Regions from separate parts of the Mus musculus genome. Here region 1 is linked to region 2. A link is a loop called in an ENCODE intact Hi-C map of the cell type or tissue named here. Cell type or tissue: gastrocnemius. All regions are shown on one strand. Links, peaks and the distances in the headings refer to the core of each region. The heading gives the core; the rest is flanking DNA.

Region 1 (11,345 bases), core at 1,935-9,934, 130 kb before region 2:
GCCAGCTTGAGCTACACCAGACCGCATCTTAAGAAATCATATAATTAAACAAATAAACAAATGCCATCATGGAATGCCTCAGCAATGTTCGTGCACATTTGAATTTTCTGGAAACATTTCCTTTGGGGAAACGCAGATGCCGTTCTTTGCCTTCTGTACCCCAATATTTTATTCGTGGTTAGGTTTCAAAATATCCTCCTGAGAGACTGGTTCTGTCTGAGAGGGAATAAAATCAGAAGACTTTCAGGCTTCAGCCCCACCTTTTGTACACGTTAAGAAATGTCTTGCCGGGCGGTTCTGGCACACACCTTTAATCCCAGCACTTGGGAGGCAGAGGCAGGTGGATTTCTGAGTTCGAGGCTAGCCTGGTCTACACAGTGAGTTCCAGGACAGCCAGGGCTTTAGAGAGAAACCTTGTTTTGAAAAACAAACAAACAAACAGAAATGTCTCTGGGTCTTTTATTCCTTTTTTCATCATAAATGAAAAGTATTTGCTTTTTAAAATAGGATTTTCCAACTACGTTTTTAAATAGAACACTGAATACAACTTCAATTTTTTGTTGTTTATGTTTTTCAAGACAGGGTTTACAACTTCAATTTGCACGTGCATTTGTTTCTCCTAGTTTCTAAGTTTTTCACTGAGCTAAAAATCACTATACAGCTACTTAATGTATGCAGTTTAGTGGCATCTGTCACAATTTGAGAACATTTTTATCTCTATTAAAGAAACTTACTGTTAATAATCAACTACCCTGTTCACAATCAACTGCCCTGTCCCTAAGCAAGCAAAACCAAAACCCAACCAACCAACCAACCAACCACCAAAAGAGATCCTACCACAGCCTTCCACATCCTAGAGTTATAGGCATGCACCACTGTGCTCTGCTGGTCATCTGTGTTTCCCAGTAATTGCTCTGAACATTCATGTGTTGAGTTTTAGTATGGACATTTCTTTTTATTTCTCCTGACTTCATATGTAGTAGAATCATTAGGCCACATAATAACTAAGTGGGGAACTGGAAAAGTGTTTTCCTAGTTGTATATTGTTATCAGCAATGTATCAGTATTGCAATTTCTTCATGTCTCCTTCTGAACTAGGAAGGGAATTGAGAGCACCCCTCCTTCTAGGCAGTCCTCCACCACTGAGCTGCATAATCCTAGCCATGTTGTCTTTATTGAAGGCATTTTAGTGGATGAAAATCGATCGCCTTTTGAAATGGTTTTGATGTCTAGTTTCTATAGTGACTAAGGATGCTGAACCTGTCTTGCGCTTATTGGCCATTTGTATATCTCCATCTGATATAGATCATATAGATCATATATATGATCTGATATAGATCATATAGATCACAGAATTGTTTACGAACTGCTGGAGTGAGACTGCCTTGAGAATTGCAGTGTAGTAAAAAGACAGGACGGGTTGTTAAAGTAACCGGGGCATGTAAGCAGTGGGCAGTTTGCCTTTTTGTTGAGCCAGTAGTAAGTTGGCCCCCTTGTTTGATACCACCATCCCATCCCCACTGTTTGCCAGGTCCACCTGTAGGTAGATAAAGGGCTTTAGCTGGAAAGATGTTTTGTCAGTTTGCGTGCTGATGCTTAGTGAGCGTTGTGTTTCTGAGCACACAGAGTTCATCTTTGACAACAGCCTAGCAAACGTGAGCTTGGTGTGCTGTTCACATGGAAACCAGGAAGATCGTGATTGATTTGTTCCAGTTTGTGGGGCAGTGATTGGCAAGTTTGCATTCATACATTCAGTAGATACTGAGAGATTTTCAGAACGCACACTGAGCCAACCATTTCCTCTCAGTGATTAGTTCCCTGTTTTTTTTTTGTGCCCCCCTCCACCCCTCTTAATAGCTTTTAAAGAACTGGCCATTTCAAAGCTAAGATCAGTGGTATAGTATGAAAGGGATTAATTTTTTTAATGTATTTTTCTGGTTTAAGGAACATTGAAGGTGAACATTTTTCTTAGTTATGCAGTCCAGAGTGTAGTTCCTAGACCCGAAGCACTGCTGTTTGTGGGAGCCTGATAGAGCAAGAGTCTCGGGCCCCTGCCCAGGCAGAGGAAAGCCGAAGTGCATTTAAATATCATCCCCAGCCGACTCATCACACCATGAGAAGACTGACCAGAGGGCTTACATTACTCATAGATTTATTTATTTTAAGTGTATGAGTATTTTGCCTGCATGTATGTGTGTACTACATGTGTACCTGGTGCCCTTGGAGGTTAGAAGATGGCATTAGATTCCTTGTAACCATGTTTATTGATGGTTATCAGCCATCACCTGGCTACTGGAAATTGAACCCTGAGCAACAAATCCTCTTAATGGTTGAATCAATTCTCCAGTTCCTAATCTAGAAGGTTTTGTTGTTGTTGTTGTTTGTTTGTTTTCCAAGACAGGGTTTCTCTTTGTGGCCCTGGCTGTTTTGGAACTCACTGTAGACCAGGCTGGCCTCCAAATATCAGAAATCCACCTGCCTCTGTCCCCCAAGCACTGGGATTAAAGGCATGCACCACCATTACCAGGTTCTGATCTAGAATTTTTAACTACTTCGTTTCTGCTAGGTTTCTTCCTTATCCTGTCTGTCTGTTTGTTTTGAGACAGGTTCTTACTCCATATCCCTGGCTGAACTGGAACTTACTGTGTAGACCAGGCTGGCATTGAACTCATAGAGATCCATCCCCCTGCCTCTTCAAGTATTATTATTAAAGCACTACCACTCCTGACTTCCCCCCTTATCCAGGGTCTCACCTTCTTCCGGCTAAGTGCTAGGCTTATACACATGGTCTAGTGCAGTGAGTCTCCTTTCTCCTCTCCTCTCTACCCCACCTCCTTTTGTTTCATTTTGTTGAGATGGGGACTGACCCTGTGGTTCAGGCTGGCCTGCAATTTACCATATAAACCAGGCTGTCCTCCTACTTAGTGACCGTCCTGTCTTAGTTAACCTTGCAGGAGTGAGCCACCATACATGGCTTAAAAAAAAAAAAAAAAGTGTGCCATACCTAGTATTAAACTCTTACATACAAGTGGAAATCAAATGTGATTAATCATGTGTTTCATTCACCGTTGAGGGTTCTCAAGATTACAAGTGACTCTTAAATGAAAAGTGGGGTATTTTTTTGTAGTTTTGTTCAGATGTCCCAAATTCAGATCTGTAAATACATTTTCTCTTTTCCCAGTAACCCTTTGTCTGTGAGTAAAACAGCATCTTATATGCAGTACTGGTATTAAAGTAAAAATGACAAAGTTATCTTTGAGACTGTGCATGATTACATCTTGACCTTCCAGTTCTGGAACTTTGAGAGTGGTTAAATACCCAGTATTGATGTCAGAGGGTTGGGGTCAGATTAAAAACAAAGATTGAGGATTTTTGTGAGATTATGGATTCTGATTCCTTGTTTGATTCTGAGCTTGCCTGTAAGATATGAAGGCTTGTGACTGAAATACCTAGGTCAATAAGGCCACATTAATCACTGTAGCCTTGAAAACAAGGCTTCCCATAGTCACCCTCTGCCTTCTGAATGTTTATGCGTGAGCTTTTCTAGTTGTGCCCCATGTGGAACCCCTTCCTTCCTTTATTGATTGATTGATTGTGCATTGGTGTGAGAGTGTCAGACCCCCTGGAACTGGAGTTACAGGCAGTTGTGAGCCTACATGTGGGTACTTGGAATTGAACCTGGGTCCTCTGGAAGAGTACCCAGTGCTATTCATTGCTGATCTCTCTAGTCCAGAAGTCCTTCTTTATGTAGCTGTTCTTACTGATGGGTGCACATTTTCCTCACGTGCCCCCTGACTCTTCTTTTTGTTGTTGTTCCATAGCCAGAAGAAATTCAACAGCAGATTGTTCGAGAGACTTTCCATCTGGTCCTCAAGCGAGATGACAACATCTGTAACTTCTTAGAAGGTGGAAGGTAACCATCAGCTTCAGGTGGCCGTCTCCCTACTCCCCAGCTCCACTTTGGGTGGCCTTCGTCACTTTCATTTTTCTAGTACATGCAGGGGTCTCTGGCTGCCTGGTGCCGCACAACCTGTTCTTTTGTTTGGTGGGAGTTACAGGGCTAGGGGTCGGACACAACTAGGTTTCTCTGTGTAGCCCAGACTCCCTGAACTCAGAAGTCTGCTTGCCTCCTAGTGCTAGGATGAAAGGTGTGCACCACTACAGACCCATATACCCTGTTCTTAGCATGGGTTGCTCAGGAAGACACCTGATTCTCTGAGAAACACCTGCACTGAGCTTCAGCCATCACGGAATTTTTTTTTTACTTTCTCTTTTTATATAATTTCTTTATTTCTATTTTATGTGCATTTGTGTTTTGCCTGCCTGTGTCTATGTGAGGGTGTCAGACCCCCTGGAATTGGAGTTACAGACAGTTGTGAGCTGCCATGTGGGTGCTGTGAGTTGAACTTGAATCCTCTAGAAGAGCAGACAGTGCTCTTAACCACTGAGCTATGGCTGCAGCCCCTGGTCATCACTCTGATGTATGGTCATTTGCAAGAGAAAGGCAAAGAAGGAGTCAGGGGGCCTCAAGTTCCCTTTCCACACTCAGTTGCCATCCACGTGGAAATGCCTGTTCTTCTTCGTTAGACCCATCCCCATCCTTTGGTGCAGGATTTCTTTGATAAGTTTACCTTAGATTTGGGTTCTCAACTGCTACTACTGTCTTCCAGTTTGATTGGTGGCTCTGACTACAAACTGATTTACCGGCACTATGCCACCCTCTACTTTGTGTTTTGTGTGGATTCATCAGAGAGTGAACTTGGGATCTTGGACCTCATCCAGGTATGTGTAGTCATAGACTAATGGCAACAACTTTCTGAGTTTGCATGGGGCCGTGGGAGTTTGCATGGGGCCGTGGGGGGGCATTCAGTAATCATCCTGTTGGTCCTTTTTTCAGTCTCATTGACATCCATGAGTTACCAGGGGTTGGAGAGATGGCTCAGTGGTTAAGAGCACTGACTGCTCTTCTAGAGGTCCTGAGTTCAAATCTCAGCAACCACATGGTGGCTCACAACCATCTATAGTGAGATCTAGTGCACTTTTCTGGCCTTTAGGCATGCATGCAGGCAGAATGCTGTATGCATAGTAAATAAATCTTTAAAAAAAAAAAAAGTTGCCAGATGTCCACCAGATGGTGCTCTGGTAAAGGGCCTGAGCAACCTTCCAGGACTTAGCTGTTGAACAGTGGTTTCTACCCAGCCCTCGCACTGCCCTTGGTTACTAATGTTTTGAATTTTCTTTCAGCTCTGAAACTAAATTACATTTAAGTATTTATACTTCCTGTGTGTGAGACACATGCACTTGTGTTTGTACAGACACCGTGCAGGCCAGCGGCTTACCAGTTGGTGTCTCCCTCAATTGTTCTCCACCTTTTTGTTAAGAGTCTTTGACTGGACCTGGAGCCGCTGATGCTGCTGAGACAGACTTGCCCAGCAGATCCCAGCATCGTGCAGTCCTTGCCTCCCCAGTGCCAGGATTTGCTGCTCAGGCTTTTTGTTTGGGTTCTGGGAGATGAAGCTCATGTCCTTATGTTGTGCAGCAAGCACTGCCCAGTCTAAACCATCTCCCCAGGCTTACGTACTTACATTTATTTTTACCTGCAATGCATCCTAAAGCCAGGGCTCGGAACATCCATACTGCCTTATTCCCTATTTTACTTTCATAACCAGTTTCAGGAGCTGGGGTTCTCTTGCAGAGTCTAAAGGTGCACGAGAAAACAGAAGCGCCTCTTAAAAAACAGAGTGAAAGATGACAGGGGAGCACAGTGGGGGCTCAATCCTGGTCCTCAGGAGCCCAAGGCAGGGGTATACAGGGAGCACAGGGGCATTGTGGGAGCATGGTGTCCAAGGCAGGGGTATTACAGAGAGCCCTTGGGTGCCTTTTGTGAGTACTCGGTCTTGAAGATGAAAGAGTTTTAAACAGACTAAGAACAGAACTGCATGGGACAAGTTTGCTAGAGTTTGAAAGAAAAAACAACAGGACTGACATGCTGTTAATCTCAGGAGCTACCAGATGGGGAAATGGAGAAGATATCAGAAAACCAGGCACCAGCCTTTCTGCATAGAAGGGGTGAACAGAGGAGACCCCATCTCAAACAAGACAGTGAGGACCAACACCTGAAGTTACCCTCTGACCTCTACATGAGGTCATGCTTTTTTGAGGTCAAGAAAGCATTGAACTTCCTGTTTCTACAAAATCAGCTAGAAATTTCATAAAGTATTAAATGGTGACTAAGGATGGTATTTGAAAAATCATCTATTATGGATTACCTGATATTGAGTCCGATAAAATTACAGCATTGGAGCAGCTGTGGTAGCGCATGCCTGTAATCCCAGCACCCTGGGAAGCAGAGGCAGGAGGATCAGTGCCAGGCTTAGGGCCCCACCTGGGCGACATAGCGAGTTGTGGCCAGCAGTAGACCAGTGTGCATCCAGTGAAACCCTGTCTAAAACCAAAATAACAACAACGAAAAACAGATGCTGCAAAATCAACAGAAAGGTATAAAGTGATATTTGGAGTAAACAGAGCTTTGCCTTGTTGGGGGGGGTCAGGCAGAGACAGCAGCAGCCTCAAAGATGGACTCAGTGGATTAGATTGGGAAGCGGGTGCAGCTCCTTCAGAGCCTTCAGGAGCCCAGGGAAGGGAGCTGGGGAAAGGTGACGCACTGAGTGTGGCGTGAGAGAGAGCACAGTACAGGCCGGTGAGTGAGGAGAGCTGACAGCAGCTCAGATCCCACCAACTGAAAATCCTGCATTTACTTTAAAATCATTTTATTATGAAGGTCTCTATTTAGTCACAGCGTGAGGGCTATGGTGTAGGTTTAGAGGTCTATCTGATTAGGATTTCTGTGGCTGTGATAAAACACCATGACCAGAAGTAGCTTGTGGAGGGGACGGTTTATTTCAGCTTACACTTCCACATCACAGTCATTACAGAAACTAAAGCTCTCTGTGGCTTGCCTTCTTATGTCCTTCAAGATCAGGAGCCCCGGAGTGGTACCACCCACAGTGAGGGAGGTGGGCCTTCCCACATAACCATCAGTCAGGAAAATGCTCAACAGGCTTGCCCCCAGGCCAGTGTGGTGACTAGCTAGTGTCAAGTTGACATAAAACTAGCCAGCACAAGGTCAGACGTACCTTGGCATCAGTTCTCTCCCTCTACCGTGTGAGTCCTGGAGATGCAACTCAGGTTGTCAGGCTTTGCCCCCAGCCACCCTGCTGGCCCTGGGCTCTTGTTGTGCACTATTACAGTATTTGAATTCCTGAGGTTTTATGACAAATTCCCATACATAGTAAGAAAAGTCAGTCCTTGTTATCTCCATTTTCTCAGATTGTTCTTTAATATTTTTCAGAAAAAAATTGATTTGGCATATGTAAGTGAAGAAATTTCCAATTTAGTAAAATTTCCTAGTACTAATGGACTTGAATTGCAGGTTATTAGGACTCACCATGAAGCAGTATCGTGGTTGTCTTAGTCAGGGTTTCTATTTTTGCACAAAATATCATGACCAAGTTAGACAGGAAAGAGTTTATTCAGCTCACACTTCCACATTGCTGTCCATCACCAAAGGAAGTCAGGACTGGAACTCAAGCAGGTCAGGAAGCAGGAGCTGACGCAGAGGCCATGGAGGGATGTTACTTACTGGCTTGCTTCCCCTGGCTTGCTCAGCCTGCTCTTTTATAGAATCAAGACTACCAGCCCAGAGATGGCACCACCCACAAGGGGCCTCCCCTCTTGATCACTAATTGAGAAAGTGCCCCACAGCTGGATCTCATGGTGGCATTTCCTCACCTGAAGCTCCTTTCTCTGTGATAACTCCAGCTTGTGTCAAGTTGACACAAAACCAGCCAGTACAGTGGTGATTGAAAACTCTCTCATATTTAGCTACTGTTCTGTTTGTTTTTGTTTCTTTAAGACGGGGTTTTTTTTTTCTGTATAGCCCTGGCTTTCCTAGAACTTGCCTTGTAGATCAGCCTGACTGTGCCTCCCAAGTACTAGGATTCAAGGTGTGTGCCACCATTGCCCGCCTTTAACAGCTATTCTTGTTTTGGTTTGGTTTTTTTTGAGACAGGGTTTCTCTGTGTAGCCCTGGCTGTCCTGGAACTCACTTTGTAGTCCAGGCTAGCCTCGAACTCAGAAATCCACCTGCCTCTGCCTCCCAAGTGCTGGGATTAAAGGCGTGCACCACCACCACCCGGCTTTAACTGCTATTCAAAAAAAAAAAAAAAAAAAAAAGCTATATTACTTAAATACAAAGAGTTATAAATAGTGCCACTATGGAATGTCTGTGTCTGTTTTTGGTATTACATCTGCATGTCTTTCTGTAAGGTGTACACCTGAGTAGTACAGTTGCAAATTCCTAGATTATTAATACTTAATGGCCAGCCATTTTCCAGTGTTTGGTTTCCAATAGAAACCATGTGCCAGTTATCAGTCCCAGGTCAGGATGTCAGACACTTTTGCCCATTGTATCTTGATATCGACATCATCAAGGAAAACAGTAGTTGAGCTCTGGATGGAATAACAGTTTGCTAACTAACGAAGGCAGAAATTGGTACCGGGATGTGGGGTATCGCTGTGGCAGATTCAGCCACATGCTTTTGGGAAGACTGTGGTGGCATCTGAGATTTGGGCTGGAAAAGCCATCAAGTGCTCAGAGCTCAGGCTTGTTCTGTGGGAGCATGGAAGATAAGACTGTTGAGAGGTGAAGATGATAGAAGCCTGGCTTGTGACATTTCAGAGGGAGGAAAGACTGTCAGGGACGTTTATATGCTATTTTGGATTAAGTATCTGTTTTTGGTCATCTGGGGATGAAGAATCAGCCACGATTAACAAGAGACTAGCACCACTGAAATGAAACCCTTGCTAAAGCAAATGATGTTAGCCAGCTGGAGCTAAGAAATTAGCAATAGTTAAGAAGAGACAAGTGTCCCTGAGGTGAAATCTTTTGAGACGTGTTTCTTCGGGGTCAGCATACAGAAACTGTGATCCAAGTGGGGCTGAGGCTGAATCTCAGGAGTCTTGGGAATGAGTAAGAGTCATGTAGGTGATGCTGGCTTCGGAGGCATGAAGGAGTTATGGGGAACATCTGAGGCTTGGTGCCAAGAGAGGAGAGAGGAAACCATTGATGAGGGTGCAGTGAAAGTCCCAGAATTGAAGGAGTCTCGGAGGGAAACTAAGGCTTGGCACCATGTGGGGTCACAATTCCTGAAGAGAACCCAGGAGAGGTAACTGGTGAAGGTACAGCCCACTTGCAAAGACTCTTTGTGAAACACCAGTACCATGTGATGGCCACCAAAGAACAGCAACAGCTGTGGAGGGGAGCCAGCCTGAGCCTAGGAGACAAGTCTTGTGTGCTGCTGAGGGCAGAACTGGAGGAGTGGCTCCGGCCCTTTGGATCAGAGAATCGTGGCTGAGTTCCAGACATCAGACACTAAACTTTTACACTGTTGAATTTTGGTTTTGCTTTAGTCTGATTGTGACTACCCTGGCGCTTCTTTCTTGAAATAAGAAGAATGTAATTTATTTTTTTATTTTGCAGGTGCCCACAGTTAGGAGACTGGCGTTTTAGAGAGGCTTTGGATATTTTAGAGAAACTTTGAAGAAAGCTGAGTGTTTTAAAGAGACTGAACTTTTTTTTTTTTTTTTTTTTCGAGACAGGGTTTCTCTGTGTAGCCCTGGCTGTCCTGGAACTCACTCTGTAGATCAGGCTGGCCTTGAACTCAGAAATCCGCCTGCCTCTGCCTCCCGAGTGCTGGGATTAAAGGTGTGCACCACCACGCCCAGAGAGACTGAACTTTTAAAGTGTTTGATCAAAATTTTAAGATTGTGGGACTTTTAAAAGTTAAAGTGTTGGAGAAATGGTTCAGAAAGAGGGAACCTCAATTGAGAGGATGCCCATCAGATTGGCCTCTGCATCAGAAGGACTAGGGTGTGTGCCAGGCTTGCCCCTTTGCACTCATACACGACATCTGTAAAACAGTGACTGACGTTCTTTTTATCTGTTTCTCCTTATTCTTTAGGTTTTTGTGGAGACACTGGATAAGTGTTTTGAGAATGTATGTGAGTTGGACTTGATCTTCCATATGGATAAGGTAGGTCCTCTCCCAGAACAGGGCTCCTGGAAACTGCCAGTTAGGACATCTCCAGTCACCATGCACCGTCCGGTTCTCTCACTTGCTCTTTTGTTCCAACCTAGTTCAAGAGTCTGTTTTAATTAATTAGTCAATTAATTTTGCAGTACTGGGGTTTGAGTCCAGGGCCTCCCACATCCTAGCTGGCTACTCTACTACTGATCCATCCATCAAGTCTGAGCCTGTTTTATTTAGTGAGTTGAATAGTTCTGAGAGGCCGGTGAGATGGCTCAGTGGGTTGCTTGCCAAGCTTTGAAGTCCTGAGATGGATCAGCAGAATCCACATGGTAAAAGGAGAAAATTGACACTGCAATTGTCCTCTCATTTCCACATGTGCTCCGTGATGGCATGTGTGTGTGTGCTCACCCGGAAGAAGCAGACAGGTTAAGCAAGCGTGTTTTTATCATCTACCTCTTAGTTTGTTGGTTAATTTTTGTTGTTTGTTTTGGTAGCCTTGGAACTCACTCTGCAAACCTGGCTAGTCTTGAACTCAGAGAACCACCTGCCTCTGCTTGGATTAAAGTTGTGCACCACCACATCTGGCTTTTTTTTTTTTTTTTCTGAGATAAGGTTTTCTATGTAGCCCCGGCTGTCCTGGAATTCACTTTGTAAACCAGGCTGGCCTCGAAAACAGAAATCTGTCTGCCTCTGCCTCCCAAGTGCTGGAATTAAAGGCGTGCACCACCGTGGCCCAGCTACATCTGGCTTTTAATAAACATTTCTTTCTAAAGATTTATTTACTTATTTTATGTATATAAGTACACTGTGGCTGTCTTCAAACACACCAGAAGAGGGCATCAGACCTCATTATAGATGGTCGTGAGCCACCATGTGGTTGCTGGGAATTGAACTCAGGACCTCTGGAAGAGCAGCCAGTGCTTTTAACTGCTGAGCCATCTCTCCGCCTGTGTATGGGTGTTTTGTCTGTGTGTGTGTTTGTGCAACAAGTATGTACCTGATATCCCCAGAGACAAGAATGTCACTGAATCCTCTGGGATTGGAGGCACAGAGATTGTAAGTTGCTGTGTGGATGCTGGAAATAGAACCCAGATCCTTTAAAAGAGTAGCCACTGCTCTTAATTGCTGAGCCATCCTTCCAGCACTGGTTTGGTTTAGTTGTTGTTTGTTGCTTTAGCACACAGAGATTCACACTGGGCCTGTTCTTCCTGGTCGCTGGTTCTTTCACAGGCAGACTTCTTAGTATATGGCAGT
Region 2 (11,345 bases), core at 2,094-10,093:
ATTCTGTGAGGAAATGCTTAGAGTCGGAGAAGTGTGTGGAAAGAGAAGGGGCCACACAGCAGCTGGGAGGCAGCCGCCTGTCTTCGGGGAAGCAGCTCCCCTGGGCCCATGTAGCTAGTGGTCCTCACTGGGCCTGGCAGAGCCAAGAAGAGCTGGGCCCTGCCGGAGTCAGGGCTGGGAAGCAAGGATGAACCGCACCCACAGCAGCTGCCAGCCTGTTTATTTAAATGACACATCTAAGCTCCACGAGTCACTCAGTATTTGAAGGTCCTCAATACCTCGGCCCCGCTGGCTCCATGGAGTCTTGGTGTCCTGAGCAGGAGCTATGGCGTCCCGGGTGCTCACCTCTTTAAGAGTTCTTTCTGGAGCATGATGGAGTACTTCCGCAGCCTGGACCACTGCTCCCGCCCTTTCATCTGGGTCTTTGTCATCTGGATGCTGAGAGCCACACAACCAGACATAATCAGTGTCACCATAGCCTCCCGGCCCAATGATCCCCTGGATGTCCCTGAGCATTCAGGTGGGAAACTCTGGAAGATGACACACTGGCTTCATCTCTGTCCCCTGGCTTCAACCTGACATGTGACAGGTATCCAGAGGAAGGCTTAAGTAAGAAGGGCAGGCCTGGTGTTGTATGGCACAGGCACCGTGAAGATGGGATGGGGAATGAGGACCTAAAAGCCCATGTATAAGCAAACTACCCAAGGCAATCATGCAGCCCCCTGAAGGACAGCAATCATGCGACAGCAGGAGTAAGCACTGGAGACCCTCATCCGAGGGACTAAAGCACAGAGACTGTGACTCACATCTGTGGAGATCAGAGGTCAGCCTTTTAAAAATGAGAACTCAGGGACTGGAGTGATGGCTCAGTGGTTAGGAGTACTTACTGCTCTCACTGAGGACCCAGGGTTCGTTCCCAGCACCCACATGAGACAGCTCCCAGTAACTCACAGTGCCAGCTCCAGAGACCCGAAGCCCTCTTCTGGCCCCGACAGACACTTGAATGAACGTGCTACTCGGACAGACGAGGACACACACACACAAACATAATTTTTAAACACTTCTTTTTAGGCCTGGTGAGATGGCTCAGCAGGAAGAACAGCACTGACTGATCTTCTGAAGGTCCTGAGTTCAAATCCCAGCAACCAAATGGTGGCTCACAACCACCTGTAATGAGATCTCATGCCGTGTTCTGGTGCGTCTGAAGACAGCTACAGTGTACTTAGATTTAACAATAAATAAATATTTTTAAAAATCAAAAGCATTTAGGCTGGGCATGGTGGTACACGCTTTTAATCTCAGCACTTGAGAGGCAGAGGCAGGCGGATTCCTGAGTTTGAGGCCAGTCTGTATACAAAGTGAGTTCCAGGACAGCCAGGGCTATAGAGAGAAACCCTGTCTCAAAACAAACAAACAAACAAACAAAAAATCAAAAATGTTTAAAGAGAGCTGTAAGGAAATGCCAAGGGCTGGGAACCCAGCCCAGGGGCAGAACATCTGCCTAGCATTCCAAAGTCCTGGGGTTCCACACCAATCAAAACAGCAAGCAAACAAAATTTAAAAACCATATATACACTTGGCTGACCTGGAATTCAGTATATAGACCAGGCTGTCTCTGAACTCATGGACATCCACCTGCCTCTGCCTCCATTGTGCTGGGATTAAAGGCTTGTGCTACCGTGCCTGGCTCTAAGAAGTTTTGCGAAAGATTTACAAATTTAGGCTGGCCTCAAACTCAGAGATCCGCCTGCCTCCGCCTCCCAAGTGCTGGGATCAAAGGCGTGCACCACCAATGCTTTCTGTATAAAGCCCAGACACAGTTTCAAAGGTCTCTGGGGTTTCCCATAGTCACCACGAGTGGGTGTCAGACCCAGACTCTGGCTTGCAGGCCCACAGCCATGTTTCAGAAGGAGCCCCAATGTGGAACCCTCAGATTCTCCAGGGTTCACCTCACCCCAGGAAGCAGTGCCCTCAGCCCCAGCCTTTGAAATAATGCTTTTTCACATGAGAGATGTTAATCCCTCAGAGTCTGATAAACCAACAGTGACTTTCACTGAGGAAAATCCCAGACAATACAATACTGATGTTCGTCAAGGCCCACCAATAGTTTCTTCTAGACCTACAGCCAGACTCAAGGCCAAGCAGGCCCCTGGAGGGGAGGTAGAAAGTGTAGTCCGTGAGGAAGTGTGCTACACTACTACGGAGCTTAGTGAGTTTGCTAATTCATTCAAGCAGAAGTCTGGGGAGTGTGTGTGGGAATGGACTTTAAGGGTGTGGGATAATGGTGGAAGGAACTGAGTTCATTGACGTGGACCCACTGTAGTCGAGATTCTAGATTTAATATGGAAGCTCCCACAATTAAAAAGGTGTCAAGGGTTTGTTTAATTGGTTGGCTGAAGCATTTATCAAAAGATGGCCTACTGACAGAAAAGGAGTTGGAGACGCCTGACATCCCTTGGCTGAGTGTTGACAAAGGGCTTGTAGGGCTCAGGGAAACTTCAATGCAGAGTGGATACATTGTGTAAAACCTCATGTCCACAATGGGAAGGCCCAGAAGACGTGCCCTTCACTAGCCCTGTAAGACACAAACTGGTGAGAGGGGCACCAGCACATTTGAAGAGCTTTGTTGTTGCCCCTTTCCCTGTGCCAGACCTTAGGGTTGGAGCTGCTACTGCTCTACTGGATGAATTCAATGCATTTAGATGGGCCCCGGAGTAGCAAGGGCCAGGTGGCAGCATCGAATCTCAGAAACAAGGTGATGGTAGTCATTATGATGGGCAGCACAGACAAGACAGCATTCATGGGGCTGGCGAGATGGCTCAGTGGGTAAGAGTAACCGACTGCTCTTCCGAAGGTCCAGAGTTCAAATTCCAGCAACCACATGGTGGCTCACAACCATCTATAATGAGATCTGATGCCCTCTTCTGGAGTGTCTGAAGACAGCTACAGTGTACTTACACATAATAAATAAATAAATCTTTAACAAAAAAAAAAAAAAGAAAAAAAGAAAGAAAGGAACAGTAGCTTGGCATTAAGAGTTTTAAAAAGGCCGGGCCGGGCGTGGCGGTGCATGCCTTTAATCCCAGCACCCGGGAGGCAGAGGCAGGTGAATTTCTGAGTTCGAGGTCAGCCTGGTCTACAGAGTGAGTTCCAGGATAGCCAGGGCTACACAAAGAAACCCTGTCTCAAAAAAAAAAAAAAAAAAAAAAGACAGCATTCATAATGACCCAGCTGGTAATGATGACAGGAGAGGTGAATTTTATAATGGCATGATACGTAGGAACCTTTGGTATTGGCTAATCAATCATGGTGTTTCCAGGCATGGCATGGGCAGGAAGCCCCCTGTATAAGCCCTTTCTTCCTACTCTTTTTGCCTAAAATGTCTGTCATGCAGGGCTGTCTTATCCTGTCCCGTGTTCCCCATTGTAATGCCCAATGACCATGAACTACAGTCTACAAAGCTAGGAGCCAAAGAAACCTTTTCTACTCACAAGTTAATCATCTGAGGTATTTTGTTACAGTGCCAGGAAGTTGACCGACACAATAATGATATCTCTCAAAACTAAAAACCAGGGGCTAAGGGGACAGCTCCATCTGTAAAGTGACAGTGCACAAATGTGATCAGTGCTGGGAAGGTAAGGGACAAAGGACCCCTGGGGCCTCAGAGGACAGCTAGCCTGCCCGGCCTGGCAAGCCCCAGGCCAGTGAAGGACTCTGTCTCAAAAACAAACAAATAGGGTTGAAGATGTCTCCGTGGCTAAGAGCACGCACTGCTCTTGGCAGAGGACCTGCATTTCATTTCCAGCACCCAAGTCGGGTGGCTCACAACTGCCTGTAACTCCAGCTCCAAGGGATCAACTCCGCTTTCCCAGGGCACTGAACTCACATGTAGATGCACCCATACACACCAGTACAACAAAATCAACCAAACAAATCAAACGGAAAAGCCAAAATAACCCGACCGGAAGTCCCCAAGGTAAGCGGTAACTAAAAATAAGAAGGGATAGCCTCGGAGGTGCTGGCCTCTATAGACACCACACACATGTCTCCTCATATGACCCTGCACATGTATGCACACATCTACAGAAAGTCATATGCTGAAGCAATATAAAGTCAGACACAAGCACATGCATGAAACCGGACCTTAACTTGGTGAAATGCCAGGCTGAGTGACCAGGAAGGAATGTCAATGGTGGTGCTGATGACTTGGGGTGGGGGTGGTGGGAGTATGGGTTATTTAAATTTACTTTTTTGCATATTCATGTTTTCCAAAGTTTTATAAATATGTATACACACACACTAAAAATACAATTCTCTTTCTGTTTTTGGAACAATGTTTTGCTACATTTGCTAGGCTGGTCTCAAATCCCCACCTTTCTGCCTCAGCACCCCAAGTGCTAAGGTGGCACGGTGGCACCATGTCTGGCTTCTCATCAGGTATCTATGACAAGATCACTTGGTTAAGGTGAAGGGAAGTGAGTTACCCAGACTGCGGTGGTCTGGTTGGTGGTCCAGGGGCCCTGGGTCAACTCCCACAGGCAGGTGTCATGTTACTGACCTCTGGGTAAAGTGGGAAATGTCACCCTATAAGGAGTAAGGCTGGCTGAGCATAGAAAGATGGGGAAGGAAGCAAGATTAAACTGGGAGGCCACAGAGCCCCGCCCACTCCAGGAGCAAAAGCAAGCTCAGACCATGGCCTTGGGAAGCACTCCACTACTGTTTGCAGTCTGTTTGCCAAAACAATGGCGGTGTTCTGTGGGAAAGCTACAGGAAAACACAAGGAAAACCACCACACCTGCTCACCGCCCCACTGTACCCATGTCCCACAAATACACACCCCCATCTTCTTCCTGACTCAAAACCAGGATGGGACTATCGTCATGGCTTATCAGTTCTCCCTGTCTTTTTCTTTTGAAAACTTCCATGCCTGTTAAAAGGGTGCAGAGTCCGATGGCCCTTCACCCACATTCGCTGACCTCAGCTCTAGTTCCCTTGGGCTCTCTATAAACATTTCCCTGGATTTCACCATCTCTTACCATTTTTACTTTCTGTCTCTATAAATACGCTCCTGAGTCATTTGGAAGTACAGTGTAGAAATCGTGACACTTTCCCCTACATTTATCTGAAGCGCAGGTCCCCAGGGTCCAGAATGCTCCTGAGCATTGCTGCCAAACCTCTGACCCACGCAGTGTCAGCCGAACAGCCCCTCCTCCAGAGTCCCTTCCTCTCCCAAGATCCATGAGACCGCGTTCCTTTCTTGATCAAGCAACAGACGTCCCCAAGTGAGATACAGAGAGCCTCTTAAGTTGCTCAGCAAAGAAGGGCAAAGCAGGCAGGGGGCTGGAGTGCAGCTCAGGGGTGGTGGCTAGCCTAGCAGGCAAAGAGGAAAGTGCAGGCTGGCCCTGCGAAATAGAAAGCAGAGGGGAACTGTGCTGCCACCTAGTGGTCATATTTAGGATTTCCCCAGGCTCCCACATGTCTGTCTCTTTCTCTGTCTCTCTCTGCGTCTGTCTCTCTCTCAACTGTTTTAGATTTATTTCACTTTATGTGTATGGGGGTTTTGCCTGCATATATGTGTGTTCACTGCATTCATGCAGTGCCCCAGAGGCCAGAAGATAATGTCACTTCCTCTGGAAGTGGATTACAGGCAGTTGTAAGCCACCCTGTGAGTGCTGAGAATCAAACCCCAGTCTTTTGCAAGAGCTCTTAACCTCTGACTCATCTCTCCAGCCCTCAGACATTCTGATTTTAACAGAAGGGGACAGCGTACCTACTGATGGGCTAAACATCATGTGGATTTGGGGCTGAACAGTCCACTGACCTCCGTAGTTTGCTAAATGGACATAGTATTAAACTGACTTCTACATACATGAATATGGACTGTTCAGCCCCAAATCCACATGTCTGTCCATGTTTGAATAAGGGTGGCCTCCACAGGCTCAGAGATTTGAAGGCTTAGTCACCAGGGAGTGATACTATTTGAAAAGATTAGAAAAATGTGGAGGTGTGGTCTTGTTGGAGAAAGTATGTCACTGTGAGTGGACTCTGAGGTTTCAGAACCCCACACCAGACCCTCACTCCTCTCTGACTGTCTGTCTCTCTCTGTGTCTCGTTCGTCTCTTTTTCCCCTTGGCGATCAAGATGTAGCTCTTGTCTATTTATCCAACTACACCTGCCTGTCTCCATGCTCTCTGCCATGATGATAATGGACTAAGCCTCTGGAACTGTAAGCCAGCCCCCAGTTAAATGCTTCCCTTTATAAGACTTGCCTTAGTCATGGTCTCTTACAGCAATAGAACACTAAGACACACACTATGTCTGGCACTTGGTATTTATTATCTTACCTAAAACCTACAAGCCCTAGAAGTTAGGCCTACTCAAAATACCCGCAACATGGCTCAGCAGTGGTAGATGCTCTGTATCCGTGAGCTTAGGGACAGGCACTGAAAGGGTGACCCAGCCTTTGTCTCCTAGCTAGTAAATGGGAGAGTCAAAGTTCACACCTAGGCCTGTCTGGTCTTAAACCTCTATATCTTGGCCATTGTACTTCCTGAGGGAGAGGTCTAAATGAAGAAAGGGGAGAGACTCTGATGAACCTCATGGGTGTTCCCCTGACTGAAGAAACCACAGAAGCTCAGAGGCTACTTTTTATGAGATAAGTCTTGGAAGGGGATAAACCTATCATCTGGGACGCTCCGGAAAGTCAGGCCAGGGATGAGACGAGCAACCCACAGTTGACCTCTTCCCACCCAAAATAAGCAGCCAGGCCACTGTGGGAACCGTCAAGGATTTATAGCGTCCTGAGATGCCCCGTGAAGTGAGACTCCTGTTCCTTCAGGGAGCCTGCGTCTGTTCATTGGGCTTTGTGAACAGAAAGGAAAGCAAGCAAAGGGTTGGGGAGGGTGAAGTGAATAAAGGATAAGACATCCACCCGCAATAGCCATCTGCGACGGAGAAGAGAATGAAATCAGTGGCAGACGGGCATTTCCTATAAACGGCCAGAGAGTAAACAACTCATACCTGAAAAGTCACGGGCTCTCCATTACAACCACTGCCATGGAGACACACAAGCGGCCACCGATTATCTGTGAAGCTGTGTTCCAGTGAGACTTTATTTAAAATCACTGGGCTCTGGACAGATAGACAGTGCTCAGGCCAAGAGCCCAGTGCTAGATGTGGGATACCTCCTTTTGAAATGTTTGTCAAGAAGGAGTACCAGATACCCCCACTCCCCAACAACACTCCGTATTGCTAAATGGACATAGTATTAAACTGACTTCTACATACATGAATATGGACTGTTCAGCCCCAAATCCACATGTCTGTCACTCCCTTCCCACCACGGCATAGGAACATCAAGGCAGAAGTGTGCAAAGTTCACAAGCGCCAGAGACCAGTGTAACACACCGTCTTCTGGACGTGACAGGGACACTGTCCCCAGGAACTCACCCCAGCTGTGGCTCCATACACAGGGACAGCACAGAGCAAGCCAATCAGCACTGCAGTGTGCGTGAAGAAGGGTGCAGAGGCCACCCTCATCTGAGAAGATACTGGGAGGGAACGTCCTTTTTCTCCTGTGATGTAGCCTCTGCCAGGTTCCCTATGCTCTAAAAAAATGGCTCCACAGCAATGTGCACATGAGCAGAACTAACTGGACCCAGTAGGTTTAAAAAACCAACAACAAAGTACACAAAGTTGGATGGGGATGTGGGGGAGGGCGTGTCTGAGGATGTGGAGCAAGGCAGTGGAAGATGAATATGATTAAAATATAATGTGTATACCCATGACATTCTCTAAGAATATAAAAAAAAACAATTATTATAATACAAAAGGAGGCGCTAGAGCACAGCCCTGGCACAAGAAAACAGTTTAATTTTCTAAGTGAGAAACAGCAGGTATGGCCACAGTCACGCGGGAAATGGAGTAAAGCCCTCCCTCCTCTCTGTCCCCCTTCCCTTCCCTTTCTTCTCTTTCTGTATGTGGTGTATGCTTGTATCTGTGTTCATACAGGTGCGTGGGCATGAATGCATGCTCTTTGAGAGCCATCTACCTTGTTTATTATAAAGATAATTTTTTATTATTTTATTTTATGTGTATAGAGCAACAGGTGAAATATTTCTCTGTCTTGTCTCAGCAGGAGCCATCATCGGTTTAACCTGAAACAGAACCCACCCTTTTTGCCCCCTTGCTGTGAAAAGCACCATGAGAAAGTATCCAACTCTGTTTCAGAAACTTGGGGTTGAGTTGAAAGGCCCCGCTAACTGCATTTTTGGGCTTCTGTTAAACTGCTCGCTCACTCGCTTGCTCACTCACTTGCTTGCTCACTCACTTGCTTGCTTGCTTGCCTGCTCGCTTGCTTGCTTTACATCCCTCTACAAACGCTCCCTGTAAAATGTGTTCAAGACTGCTTTGTGAGAAGTGGTTTTTTCTAGGCTTAATACAGATTCTCAATTTGGTCTTTGAGTCTGTACCCACAACATGTAGGGGTTTTACCTGTGTATACATCTGTGCACTGTGTGCATGCCTGAGACCAGGGAAGACCAGAGGAAGGTGTCAAATCTCCTGAAACTCTAGTTCCAGGATGGCTGTGAGCTACCATGTAAGTGATGGGAATCGAACCTAGGTCCTCTTAAAAGAACAGCCCCTTCTCTTAGCTGCTGAACTACCTCTACAGTCTCCACATTGGTTTTTGGGGGCTTCTCCTCGGCCTGGAGCTCACAGAGTAGGATAAGACTCATGTGGTAAAGTCCTTCAGTTAGCAGCAATTAGGTATAGAAAGGCTCTTAGCCAGAAACCACACTCAGTGATGGCTCACCCAGACACAACCATGCAATGGGAGGGCTCTTACCTCTTCTGGAAGACCTGCTCACATCTTTTCTCCACTGGCAACATCTGGGAGAAGTTCACAGCCATTTGAGAAATGGTACACTTTTTGGAGATATCTTTCAAGAGCAGGTAGTCCTCAAAATTAAAATAGAAAACAGAATCTGTGCTCTTCTTGGGATCTTCAGTAGACGTGGTCTGACCATGTGGATGGGCTCCTGTGAGGAAAGGAGATCGCTGTGCTCAGTGTCCTGCTTTCTCCATGGGGCTAGGGTCCTCGGGGTGTGGGCCTGCTCTCTGTGTATGGAGGCCACCTCATCTGGCTTGAGCTGGGAGGGAATTACTTAATTACCCAGAACAAAGACCTTGCCAGCACTTTCTTAATCGTGGTGGGCACCAGGCTGCAGCCTCCTTTGGCCTGGGACAGAGGAGACTGAGAAAGCAACCGAGGAGTGTCACCATGCTTTGTGAGCGTTCAGGAAAGTCAGGGAAGAGTGTAGTGGACCCTATCGCTGGGTAGCTGCCCTCATATCCCCTTCCATACCGTGAAGCAGAAAATATGGATGGTGTGGAGATACAGCAAACAGTGGCTTCCAGGGCAGCGCCTGCGGGTGGCATGTCGGGGCCGAAAAGGCACAGAGGACCTCAGCCTTGGCCACGTCCATGAGGGTTACAGATTGGCTCCTGGAAAAGATTAGCACCTGGGAAGGAAAACCATCTTCTCTCAGACTCGGCTCTCGCAGATCCTGCTCCAGGACTCCTCTTCTCATCTCCTAGCATCTGTCCCTCTTCTTACTTGTTACCACAGGAACAGTCTTGTTATCACTGCAGTATGCTGTTGTGATATTGGCCCTGAGATTGCGGGGCCCCTCCTGTCTGCCTCTGGGGTCCCTCCTGTCACTTTCTGAGCTCATTCTCCTGGTGTTGTCTCTTGGGTGTACTCATCTCCTGGAGACTAGAGAGACCCAACAGTACATTAGCTTTGAGCACTGCTCACTGTTCACTGGTGGGCACAAAATGGACATAGTAGACTCATGCACTCTAAAAGCCTCCCGGGGCCCTATGGGCCTCTTCCTTTGCCAAGTCCTATCAGGAACCACAGACTCTCTCTCTGGCCTGTCTCCATCATAGGCCCTGAAAGGGAGTCGGCAGGATGTGGCAAGATCAGCTGCATCCAGAGGCAGCTCAGCATGCAGGTTCTAGCTCCACTTGGAAGACGATGTTCCCTGTCCCCCCTCATCCATGCTGCAGGTCACATCAATAGGAGGTTTGTCCACATCCTTCTGCCACCATACAAAGGCTGCTCCCTCTGCCCCATCTCACCCTCATCCCTCTCCATCCTGACGGACCTGAACTTTGGGGAGTTTCAACGCTTTTGATTCTGCTGTCCCCTCTTGTCACACTCCCTCCCTCTGCAACCTCTGCATCAGGTGATCACTACTCTGCTCTGGGCATCCATTACATTGCGTTCTGAGGCAGCTGTTTGGTGATCTGTCTCCTGATGAACAGTGGGCACCCTAAGGGTGGGAACTTCCTCTTTGATGCGTGGTTATTATTTGATGCTTGGGGTTGAATCCAGGGCCTGTTGTCATTTACTCTTCTGCTGAGCACTACCGGAGGCCCTGGAGTCTCTCTTCTATTTCTACATACCCCAAAGCATAACTAATGCCTAGCACACAGTAGGCTGTCAACAAATATGTCTAGAAGGGATGATGAAGACACTCATAGAAGAGGAACAAGACTCTGGGAACCTACCATGCCAGGCAAGGCTGGGACTGGGGCCACGGCACAAATAGCTTCTTCCATGTGCATCACAGGCCTGTGGGACACAAACAAGGGGCATTCTCCTTCTGTGACGGTTTCAAACTTTACTCTCTCCCCCTAGGCATTTATCCTAGAGAAATGCTTGATGTGTATCCATAGATATGTGAAGAGATCATTCATGGTAGCAATAAGTAAGTAAATAAATACATACATAAATAAATACATTTAAAAATCTAAGCACAGTGGGGCACTCCCAGCAGGAGGCTGCTTAGACTGAAGACTACAATGCAAAGTGGAAGTAGAACTGGAGGCGTGTGTGCCAACGTGAGTAGCTCTCATGGTCAGTGTTACAAAGCAAGTTAGTGCCAAATAAATAGAAGGCAATTTGGAGAGCCATAGAATTCTAGTCACAAGCTTCCTAAATATACACAATTTAATATATGCATTGTTTAGAGGCAAAACCATAAATAGGTGGCTAATTTTGTTTTGTTTTGTTCTTTTGCTTTTCTTTGTTCCTCTGTGTAGCTCCGGCTGTACTAGAACTTACTCTGTAGACCAGGCTGGCCTTGAACTCAGAGATCGGCCAGACTGCCTCCTGAGCACTGAGATTAAAGGTGTGTGCCGCCGCCACCCAGCTACAGGTGGTTAATTCATAAATCAAAGGAGTGACAATAATGAAGATCAGGTGGAAACTGAAAAAAAAAAACCCCAAATATTTAGCAGCAACTCTCTAAAAAATTCGGGCTGTAGATGTGGGC

The links. Peaks named below come from ENCODE experiments on the same cell type or tissue, not always from the same donor. Only the 100,000 strongest peaks of a DNase experiment are listed, where the experiment ranks them.
Region 1: it touches region 2 in a loop (10-fold over the local background); 34 of 42 quality-filtered maps call a loop at or near these places.

What each region holds. Positions count from the first base shown.
Region 1 is chr7:79,908,584-79,919,928 of GRCm38, reverse strand. Ap3s2 (adaptor-related protein complex 3, sigma 2 subunit) reads left to right here. Exons shown (of 6, transcript NM_009682.3): 2 at 3,822-3,913; 3 at 4,671-4,782; 4 at 10,023-10,094. Among named protein-coding and RNA genes, the nearest start is that of Ap3s2, 6.4 kb to the left of the region's middle. In gastrocnemius, for the core only: a CTCF peak has its summit at 5,135 (motif pointing right); no DNase peak of the experiment used is centred there.
Region 2 is chr7:79,774,809-79,786,153 of GRCm38, reverse strand. It overlaps Wdr93 (WD repeat domain 93), which reads right to left. Exons shown (of 18, transcript NM_001381990.1): 15 at 10,579-10,642; 16 at 9,368-9,524; 17 at 8,849-9,041; 18 at 204-438. The coding sequence ends at 342. Among named protein-coding and RNA genes, the nearest start is that of Mesp1, 13 kb to the left of the region's middle. In gastrocnemius, for the core only: a CTCF peak has its summit at 5,433 (motif pointing left); a DNase peak (open chromatin) is centred at 5,420; H3K4me3 peaks cover 705 bases; H3K27ac peaks cover 1,056 bases.